Linked DNA regions of Mus musculus: region 2 is linked to region 1. Evidence: chromatin loops called from intact Hi-C (ENCODE). Cell type or tissue: left cerebral cortex. All regions are shown on one strand. Each heading gives the region's core, and the rest is flanking DNA. Links, peaks and the distances in the headings are about the cores only. Region 1 has its middle 29 kb from the start of H2al1a. Region 2 has its middle 75 kb from the start of H2al1a.

What was found. Peaks named below come from ENCODE experiments on the same cell type or tissue, not always from the same donor. Only the 100,000 strongest peaks of a DNase experiment are listed, where the experiment ranks them.
Region 2: it touches region 1 in a loop (6-fold over the local background); 3 of 42 quality-filtered maps call a loop at or near these places.

The regions. Positions count from the first base shown.
Region 1 is chrX:11,267,079-11,272,463 of GRCm38, reverse strand. No RefSeq gene overlaps it. Among named protein-coding and RNA genes, the nearest start is that of H2al1a, 29 kb to the left of the region's middle. In left cerebral cortex, for the core only: no CTCF peak of the experiment used is centred there; DNase peaks (open chromatin) are centred at 3,201 and 4,480.
Region 2 is chrX:11,221,132-11,226,516 of GRCm38, reverse strand. No RefSeq gene overlaps it. Among named protein-coding and RNA genes, the nearest start is that of H2al1a, 75 kb to the left of the region's middle. In left cerebral cortex, for the core only: no CTCF peak of the experiment used is centred there; a DNase peak (open chromatin) is centred at 3,053.

The sequences.
Region 1 (5,385 bases), core at 126-5,125:
ATTCAAACCAAAGCAAGGAGGATAGAGAAGTAGAGGAAAGAAGTAGAAGATTATGTTCAAGCCTGGCACAGAACTTGAAGGACGTTACCTCATGTTTCTATTTCTGCGTAACAAATCACCCTAAATTAGTGGCTTGAAGCAGCATTTTGTTTGCTAATCCTTCTCCAGTCAAGGCTGAGGTCAGCTGGGTGACTTTTCGGCTGGCCCTTTTGGTAATCCCTCTTTAGCTAAATTCAGCTGGCAATTTTTTCTGGAGACTGGATTCATCTGAGCTTTTCTTTCTCCAAGTGGTCTTGGAGTCTCTCTGCCTCTCCACACAGTGATGTCATGTGTTTTTTTAGAGAAAGGCAGCCAAATGTCTTAATTGGAGACTCAGAATCCTAGGAACACCAGAGTAGAAGCTGTCAGGTGGTCTTTGGAGTTAGGCCTGGAACCACCACTTGCCACCACCACTGCATTCTGTTGATTAAACCTAGCTGTGGAACCAGACCCAATTGAAGGGAGTGGACTTTCCAAAGGCCTGAATATCAGGAGACTGGGTTTACTGGGGCAGACATATGGTGGACCAGCTAAATGAAACTGGGAAAGGCACTGGGTAAAAGCAATATAGGCAAAGACACAGAAGCAGGTCAACCCATAGCTTTCGGGAAAATGTTATACATTTCAGCACTGTAGAAGGGAAAGTGTGCAGGCAATAGTGAGTTACTGGCTATGATCTCTGTGTGTTCTTCCGTTTTTGTTTGTTTTGCTTGCTTGTTTTGTTTTGTGATGTGTTTTGTTTGCTTATTTGTTTGATTGTTGACTTATTGTTTTTGCCCCTTGACTTGACCCGGTGTCTGTAGGTGCTTTCTGGTTTGTTGAACTCCCATGTGAAACAATTCAGCTCTTCTTTGATGTGTTACTTGATGTTTTGGTTATTATGACAAAGTATTTGAGGTCATCAACTCAAGATGAGGAAGGATGTAGTTTGGATGACTGTTTTACAGAGACATGGCCAATCTGTGGGACCATAGGCCACATGTGCCCCAAGACAGCTATGAATGTTGCTCAACACATTTGGACATGATACCTTACCACAATGTCAAAAGGTTAGACACCTCCTAGTTTTAGAGATTTCAGTCAATGACTGATGGGTTCTCTTGCTCTGGGATTATGGCAAGGCAGAGCAGCATAGGGGAGGGAGTATGTGTTAAAGCAGAGCTCATGGAAGCTGGTAAGCAGACATGGGGTAGAGGCTGCAGTTACAGTAGCTCCTTGAAGGACATGACCTCAGTGACATAACTTTCTCACTACCCTCCACATTCTGAGGGTTCCAGCCCTTCCCAGCAGCACCATAGCCTGACAACCAGCATAAGAACCTTAGGGAGACATTGAACATCCAAACTCTTAATAATTGATCATAGCTCCAACAATTGATCATAGGAATTTCAAGGTTAGGGCAGTGTTACTATCCAGTCACCAATGCTAGTTTCTATTTTCCCTGGTCACTAAGGTAGTGTACCATTCTCAGATTCCTTTGTAGCTAAAGATGGCCATGTCAACTGAGTTCTAGTAGACTGGTAGCATGCATGCAGTCGCTCACAACTTTGTCCGTATTCTGATATTTGATCTTTCACATTCTTGCCCCATTCCAATTGACTGAAAATTGGGAACTCCAACAAAGAAGTTCAGATTGAAGATGATGATGGTGTGCAGTGGAAGGCACCTGGGTTCTTGGATCACTGAATTGGCAGGTGTATTCAACACAATTAGGTTCCAGGTGTCAGCTTGTCACATAAGAATGAAACCACTTTTTTATCATTGATAAGCCCAGACTTGTGACGGTCTGTAAGTTACGTCAGTCAGCATTACCCTAGCTAGCATGAGTAGGATCTGAGGAGATGGAGGCTATGTGGGGGAGGAGGTTGAGGAGAGGAGGGAGGAGTAATTGAGGCTTAGGTAGGGTCAGCCAAGTATAGGAAGAATTCTTTGAATGAGATCATGATCATCTTTCTTTGCACGAGGTCCAATTTACCTGGAGGAACATCAGGAGCCTATTTCAGGTGGACTCATTGACATATTCCCATCTGAAAGTGTACTGTACTTTTAGTTTTTCAAGGGCCTTTGACAGCTTGTAGCCTTGGAAACTCTCCATGGAGAGTATATTGACAGGAAAGCAATGCGGTAGCTTTTTGGACAAGTTAAAGGACCGGAATATTATATTAACATAAAACACTGTGTATTTGGTTCTCTGTTGTAATCTGATTCCCCCGAGCAATCCTTCAACGTTTCACGGACAGAATTCCCCCTCTTTTTTTTTTTCCTGAGTGGACAAAAATGAGGTTGAGTTGACACGAAAGATCTTACAGTTAAGTGCAAGAGACCTGGAATCCACATCTTCTATTTCTAGGCCATTTGTGTGTGTGTGTGTGTGTATATATATATATGAATGAATGTGTTGAGGCCACACCCATGGTCTCTCACTCAAAGCTTCTAACTGGACAGCTCTGTGGGTACTGCATCTCCTCCCCTTCCAGGACCCATGTCTCTCAGCTTGCCCACTTGAGGGCTGGTTCTGGCACCCTGGAAGCTTACTTAGCTCAACACAGGCACAATTTGGAAATGCAAGGAAATATATAGGTCAAGGGCAACACATTTGTACCGAGGGACAAGATATAGGAGTAAATATTCTACTCACCCAAGGAACAAATGCCTGAGCCCCAGAAAATGTCTACAGCTCTTTAGTGCAGTCCAAATTGACTTTCCTCCCTGACCCGCCTCAGTCTCTAAGCACCCTCACCTCTGCTTTGCAGGACCGTCTCCCAAAGCTAACTGGCTGCTTGTGCTAGTCTCAGTCTGTCTCATGCAGTAGCCTTAGACTAGGGGAGTGAGAAACATGGGAAAGGAGGAGGTTGTTTTTGTTTCCTTTGTTCTTCCTGAACTGGCCTCAGACAACCTGTTCTAGCAGCGCTGAAGGGTAATGCCCATGGGCTTCTTTTACTAGTCATGTCCTGCCAGACTCTCTGTTCCATCCCAGGCAGTTGGTGGCCCCTGAGGGTCTGGACTCTCCTATGCATTGGTGACTTTGCTCTGCTCCCAGCTGGCATCAAGAATGACAAGGAACAGCTTTGGTTCCAAACAGGAGCAGATGCTGCCAGCATACCAACTTCTGCCAGCAAATTGGGGGTTGGGACTGGGCAAGAAAGCGTGATCACTTGCTCGGGCTGCCACAGTCCCCAGTGTCCTCTGTAGCCAATAGTCACCAGGGAGGCCAGGGTGATAGAGATGTCAGCTCAGCAGTGACTACTTGTTGAGACAAGTTTAGGATGGCATGGTGCCACGGAGAGGAACAGAGGGACCTTCACCAAATGCCAAAGGGCCCACAGGCCCAGATCTGATATGCTGAACCATGGTGGCCAGTTATGCAAAAATGCCACCTGTGGACTCTCTCCCAGAACAGCTGTGTTTATTTATCCTCAAATTCATTCATTCACCTATATAGTGATGCTCCTTATGTGTCTAGGGCTGTGCTATGAACTGGGCATGCAACAAGGAAAACTGACGATATCTTTTCCCAGTCATTTGCATGTATAATATGAAACAGAGACATCGCTTGACCAAACCTTTATTGTTTTTGAGAAAAGGGCTCTCTATGTAGCCCTGGATGGCTTGGAACTTGCTATATAGACCAGGCTGGCTTCAAACCCACAAACATATCTGCCTGTCTCTGCCTCCTCAAGTACTGCAGTTAAGGCATGCACCACCAGTACCTAGTTTGATGAAACCTTATATATCTCTAATCATATGGCAGCAGGTGGTTTTTCTCTTACTCAATCTGAAACCTATGAGTGTATGACAGTATGCTGAGACTTTCACATGTAATTCTAGCACTTGAGAGGTAGAGGCAGGAGGATCAAGACTTGAAAGTCATCCTCAAGTATATATCAAGTTCAATGCTAGCCTGGGCTACGTAAGACCCTACAACCAAGCCAAACAAAGTCAAACAAAAACACTGTTCTTTAGTGTGCTACAAGCTCCAGAGTTATGTAGACACAGACCACGCTTGTCAGTAAGAATACAACAGGCTTAAATACTGTCAGCATCCAATATCCAGCAATATCTGTAGGCCAAGGAGGCATGAGTCAATCTGTGGTGAGTCCTAGGAAGGTTTATAGGAGTGTTCTTCAGGGGGTGATGGCGGTGGCTCTTTGCTTCTCTAACTTCATCTTATCATAGTCTGCAGCTCCTGAGTACACGCAGGCGAGGTTTTGCAGATGGGTTTTCCCTCTTTGGAGGCAGAGAGGCATGGTATGGGGCGGACAATCCCTTCAGCATCTATGTGTGCTTCTTGCCTGGGCTGCCAAGCGTCTGCGAGTGCTGGGGTTGGGGCTTGGGCTTCCTGCTTATCTAGGAAAGGGCCAGATCCCAGCTTCAGTCATGGTTGGTCTCCAGGGTTACTCCAGCTCCGGTTCTTGCAGACACTATTTGGAGCAGCTCCCAAGCCATTAAAGCCTTCCTCCTGGGGAACTCCACAGCTGTGGGAGAGGAGGAGGAGAGGGGGTGGAGCAACCAGTTCAGATTCACTTCAAAGCAGAAGTGGAACAATCCCCGTTACATTATTAATCCCCGGAGCCATGTAAAGTTTCATCTGTTTTCTCTCAACGAGTTTTTTACAAGCTATATTTCCTAAAAGCTGCAAGACCTACAACCAAATGGTGTCTTTCACATGTGTGTGAAAATCTTGGGATAACTCCTGTAGGGCAGAGGACAGGGCCACAGGTTCTAATCTTGCTTTTGGCACAAAAAGCCAGGTGTGTGAAAAGCGGTGAGCCACAGTCCCTCTCTGGGATGCCCTATCTGTAAGGGTTAGGCTTTGGCAGCAAAAACAGTACTCAAAGTGTCAGCAATAACACAGCGATAACAAGTAGTGCCACACATCTGGTGGATGGCCAGGATATGACCGGAAAATCATACCTGGGCTTCAGGGTTCTGGTGTCAGAAAGAATCCTGCACCACCGTCCTGACCAACAGGCCAGGTAGGTGTTATGGTTTAAATGTCCAGCCCTTTCCTAAATTGCCAGGCTAGAAACCATATTCCCTAACCTGCAGTGCTGGGAGCTGGGGCCCTCTGGGGAGCATGTAGGTCAGGTGCTCTGCCTTCATGAGTGGACTCACATTCCTCTCCTAAGTGCTCATGGGGTTAAGTTCACTGCTTTTGCTGTTGCTGTTGCTGTTGTTGTTGTTGTTGTTGTTGTTGCTGTTGCTGCTGCTGCTGCTGTTGCTGTTCTCCCATATGAGGACAATTTCCCTCTCTTGCCTTTCTTTCTTCTGCCATGACAGAAGCACACAACAGAGGTTAGAACTTCCATTTTGGAATTCTCAGTTTTCAGAGCTCTAAGAGAACTA
Region 2 (5,385 bases), core at 113-5,112, 46 kb after region 1:
TATGAAATAGACAACATCGCCTATGAAGTATACGTTTCAAGTGTCTTTAACATGAAAAAAAGAATAGGGAGACTTTTCCAAATTCTGTGGGATTTAAAAGAAATAAACGAAAGCAGTATGTGCTCCTTGGATTGTGTTCTGATTTGAGCAAAAAACTCAAAAACAAACAAACAAAAACTCACTTTTAAGGAAAAAAAACTGGAGTGTTAAAGAATTACTCTTAATTTTGTTAATTTGTGTGATAATGGCAATATGATCATGTTTTGTTTTTATTATATAAAATCACACTAAAAGTTTTAAAATCATTTTAAGAGATGCACACTGAAGTAGAGTCATGTATCACTTATTGATAGGGATATGATTTGGGAAAGAGATTTTGATGCAACTTTACCATCATAAAAACATCATGGTGTGTACCCACACAAACCTAGGCCATATAGGACAATCACTGATTGCATGTGACCTTTTCATGCAGTCAAGAGACTCAGTAAACACAAGAAGACATATGAAGCTGTTGCCAGAGTAACAAGACGTCTTGTTTTTCAGCAAACTTCCTTTTTACAAAGAGGAGTACACCTTAAATTAATTAAAGAAACAACCATATAGTAAACACAAAATTGAGTAATGTAGCTACTTCTTACATCAGTAAGTATTGTACCCAGAGTTGTGTAATTTTGTGTGACTGGTAGTGCAGTGGGCCTATTTACTCTTATGTCCCCAGAAGCATAAGCAATGGATTGCATGATGACAGTATGATGGAGAAGACATTGGTAGCTAATAAAAGTTAAGTTTGGGCTACTTTATTATTCTGTATTTTTAAAGATCTATTTATTTTATTTTATATGTATAAGTGTTTGCCAGCATTCAGGAATGTGTGCCAAGTGCATGTCTGGTGTCCATAGAAGTCAGAAGAGGGAGTCAGGTCCCCTGGAACTGGAGCTAGAAACAGTTTTGAGCTGCCACGTGGGTGCTGGGAATGGGATGTAGGTCCTCTGGAAGAACAATAAAGTCTCTTAACATTGAGCCATGTCTCTAGCCACCTTTAGCACATATTTATAGCAATACATTACGTATCTCATCATGGCATTGCCATACATATATGATATAATTTGATTATATTTATCCCCTACTACCTCTCTCTCTCTCTCCCACTGTTGAACCCATTTCTCTTTCCAATTTAGTTCCCTTCAACTTATTAAAAAAAAATCCAGATTGCACATATGAGAGAAAACAGGTGATATTTGTTTTCTGAGTCTGGCTTATTTCTGGTAACAAGATGATCCACAGTTTGGTCTCTTTCCCCCAAAGCATGATTTCTTTCTTCTTTATCGTTGAATAATTTTCCATTGTGTATAGCTACCAGCTTTCTGATCCATTCATCCACCGAAGGACACCTTATCTGACTCTGAAACGTGCCTATTGTGAATAGTGCCACGATAAATATAAGTGTTTAGGTATCTCTATTATAAAAAAATTCACCTCTATTATAATCTTCTGGGACCATGGAATATGTATTTGTTGTTGGCAATTTTTTTTGCATGATGTATGACTGTACTTAAGGATGTATATAATTCCGGGCCAGGTGAGATACTACAGGAGGGTTTAATAAGAGAGACTATTTATAGAGTATAGTCAGAGTGTAGGGAAACCAATAAAGTATTCCGAAGCACACCAGAGCTGCATGTGTTTCCAGTCACCAGGGTCTTAAGGGACAGAGGATGGAGCAGTTACTAGAATTTCAAGAGTGGTGTCTACAGCTATAGATGGTGTCCTGACAGAAGCTGTGGGCTTCAGTGAGAAAACCAGTTATTGCCGAGTCTGGACTCATTTGACCTTCTGTTGGATCATCCCATAGTCCAAATCTAACTGAGAGCCAAAGATTTCCCATACTCAAGAGAATAGGAGGAGAGGGAAAGTGGCAGGGCCAAAAGAAAACGATTCTGCACAGGATAAAATACGACGATGCCTGGAATCTATTTTAAAGTACCTTAGGAAAAAAGCAGATGAGGCGAACATGACATATGTTAACAATTGTTAAATCCAGATGGGAGAGCATGCACATTTGCTATATTAGTTTTTCTACTTTCCTTTATATTTGAATTTTCATAACAAAAAGTAAAAAGAAAGTGAGAGTAAAATAAATATAGACGTTTTAGAACAAAGTCTGAAAGAATTTACACTTATGATCCTAACTGGCAGAATTACTAGAGGATTTACTTCAGAGATGAAACTTAGAAATGAAACCCAGAAGGCAGCTGTAGGAGACGAAAAGCAAGGATGAGTGATGAACCTGGGTAAACATGTGAGTAAATCTAAATGAGCATTAGCCATAAAATAGCTAGAGACGACTAGAGATTACAGGTCAGCATGGAAGGCTCTACTGTAATGAAGACACAGAAAAGAGGACAGAAGAGGAAAGGAGGAGAGAAAGGCTTCTTGAGGAAAATGGACAACTGATGAGCTGAAATTTAAAGGACAGAAAGGACTGATTGAAGAGGAATCTGAGAGTAGGGAGAACTCAGGATGAAGGCATAGCACCAGAAGGCAGAGATAATTCCAAGACTACAGTTTTGATACATCTAGCAGTGGGAGGTCCCTTTGGGGGAAGAGGGATGTAAACACAAGAGGGCCATACTCAATGGGCCTGTGAAATGGTAGCTCTGAGGGGTCTCCCATCCAAGGTTGGAAGACAATGTAGGATTTTAGGCAGGGGAATGTCCTGATCAGATGTGCATTTTAGAAATGCAGCCCTGGGCTCACATTTGGAGGACTGATTGAAGAGTTCAGAGGGGAGGTAGCTCGCAGTCAGAAGGCACTGCAGCAATCAAGGTGAGGCAAGAGCAGATCTGATCTAAGGGAGTAGCACTGGAGATGGAGAGGAAACTGATTCAAGAGATACTGAAAAGGTCAGATGATGAAAACCCAGTGACTGATTGGAGGTCAGGTGGTGAGGCGTGGCTGTTGACTTTGCCTGGGTGTAGTAGAGAAAGAAACCTGTGCAAAGAGAAGATTGGGAGGAAAGATGATAACTCAGTTTTGTCCGTATAGAAATTGCGGGTTCTGAAGCTATGAGTCAGGATAAAGCCATATATATCTAGCCTACATTCAGACATGGAGAAAATGAGAGGAGGACCAGGCAAACCTTGTCTAAACTTACATGAGGAAAGAAAAGCATTTCCAGAGCATTCTCCATCATGGTCTTCCATCTTCTTGGCTGGAATGAATTAGGTCCTAGTGACTTCAGGACTTGGAGGCTGAGGAAAATGGAGAAGGAAATTGTTGTAATTGGCCTATACAAACTGTTGTCCCATTCCTGAGGACAGTGTGCTGCTCCTACATAAAACTGGATTTCCGGTAGCAAGGAAAGGACAAAGACAGGTGAGTTAGATAAACCACAAAGCCTGCTGTTATCATGTAATTACACCAACTAGGGCTGCGGTCTGTGGGGTCATGGAAATAGCCTACTGTCAGATATTTGATCCTGAAGCCTAGAGGTCAGAACCAGGAGATGTCCTACCTCCTAGCCAGCCCAAGTATATGCCCAGGGTCTGACACCAGAGTAGGCCACATGTGATGGGGAATACAAGCCAAGTTTGACAGAAAGCTTCTGGCCTCCATAGACTGTGTTGGAACCCAGGACCCATGCTTAATGTGCATATGGGGACTTGATGGGCTTCCCTGGACAGATTTGGGGAGGCAGAGGACATAAAGGAAGGAAAATGAGGTCAACAGTACGAATTCTTCTTAGATGTGGCTAAAAGAAACCTTTTTTTTTTTTGAAGGTAGAACTTAACTTCATTCATGGTTTCAGAAGACATCTGTAATCGACAGCATAGCTGTATGAATGGCTTCGTAGCTATTTGTGGGAATTGTGAGACAATTGGTCACTTCTTGACATTCAGGAAGCAGACAACTCAGCTGGAATCCGAAGACTCACATCTAGTAACCCACTTCTACCAACTAACGTCCTATGTCCCAAAGCCTCCATAACTTCCAAAATAGTGTCACCAACTGGGAATAAGGTCTTCAAATACATTAGTTTGTTGGAGATACATCACACACACACACACACACACACACACAAATCTTACATTGTATATGGAAGTACTGATGACTGCCATGTGGCTATATAGATTATGTGAAAATTCTCAAGAGCTGAAAAAATTATTCTGATACTTATATAGAAAATTAACTATTGTTTAAACACCCAGAAATAACCTTTACTGAGGATAAACCTTGGTGTCTTTTCTCCATCTTAAACTGGCTTGAGTTGAGTTTCTGTTGCCTGAAAGCAAAATATTCTTGACTCATGAGTGCAAATGAGTCAATCTTTTGGGTTGGGAGAGAGATGTAATGCATGCTAAGAAATCATCCCTAAAGGATGTAATGCTTTCCAGCCTTAGTCTCCTTCTGAGTGTAAATGTCAATAACTCATCCTGTCCCCAGCCTCTCACCTTCATCCCTGCAAAGTCTTAGGTCTCTGTTGCATTTGCTCATCCAGGACAGCAGTCTGATCCCCAAGCCAAGCCAGATGCCTGCAGCTACGCTTTCTGGGAATCAATTTCATGGCTGCTACCTGCCTGCCTTGGGTAGCTCTGCCCAGCTGTCTCAAGGTCCCTCCCAGCATTGTCTGGCTGGTCTTCATTATAGCAGAAATTCCTCAAGAAAGAGTAAAGATGGTATCCTTCATCCATCTTTCCAACTTCCATAATGCCTCGTACAAGGTTCCCCTCAAAGTGTTTGTTGGTTTTAATTCTATTAACTTGAGTAGGAGTATAATTTAGTGGTCAGGAGAATAGCCTCCAGAGTAAGACCTCCCAGGTTCAAGTCCCAGCTTTGCCACTATTAGCTCTAAAACCTTGGGCAAGTGATGTTCGGCATCTTTTAAGGGGACAATAACAGTGCTTTACCACCCTAAAGATCACCTTGAGAGCACAAAACACTTAAATTGATGTGTGACTCACAGATAGCACTAGGTGCTTGCTCTTGTTATTTAGGTTGAGATAGTTAAGGCTGCTCCTGGGGAAAGCAGGACTTGTTTGGCTCATTACTCCACCTTATCCTTTATTTCTTTCTGCTTCTTCAATGGACACCTTCCTTATCCTAAAACCTTACCTTAGTCTCCCACCTTGCTTTGCCATCTATGTCTATTCTACATTGGTCCCTCTTTCCTCTTCATCCTCCAAATCTTTATTTTTTCTTTTTTCTCAAAGTCTGATTATTTATTTGCTCTTCTTAAAAATCTATTTTTGACTGGACACAGACTTAGAAGTAGCAGCCCCTCACCAAGAACAACCTATGTCTCTTGGTAATCTGTTTCTGGCATTTTTTGTTGGCATCCTTCATTCTCTTGGCCAAAAGTTTAGCATATTCTAGGTGAGAGGT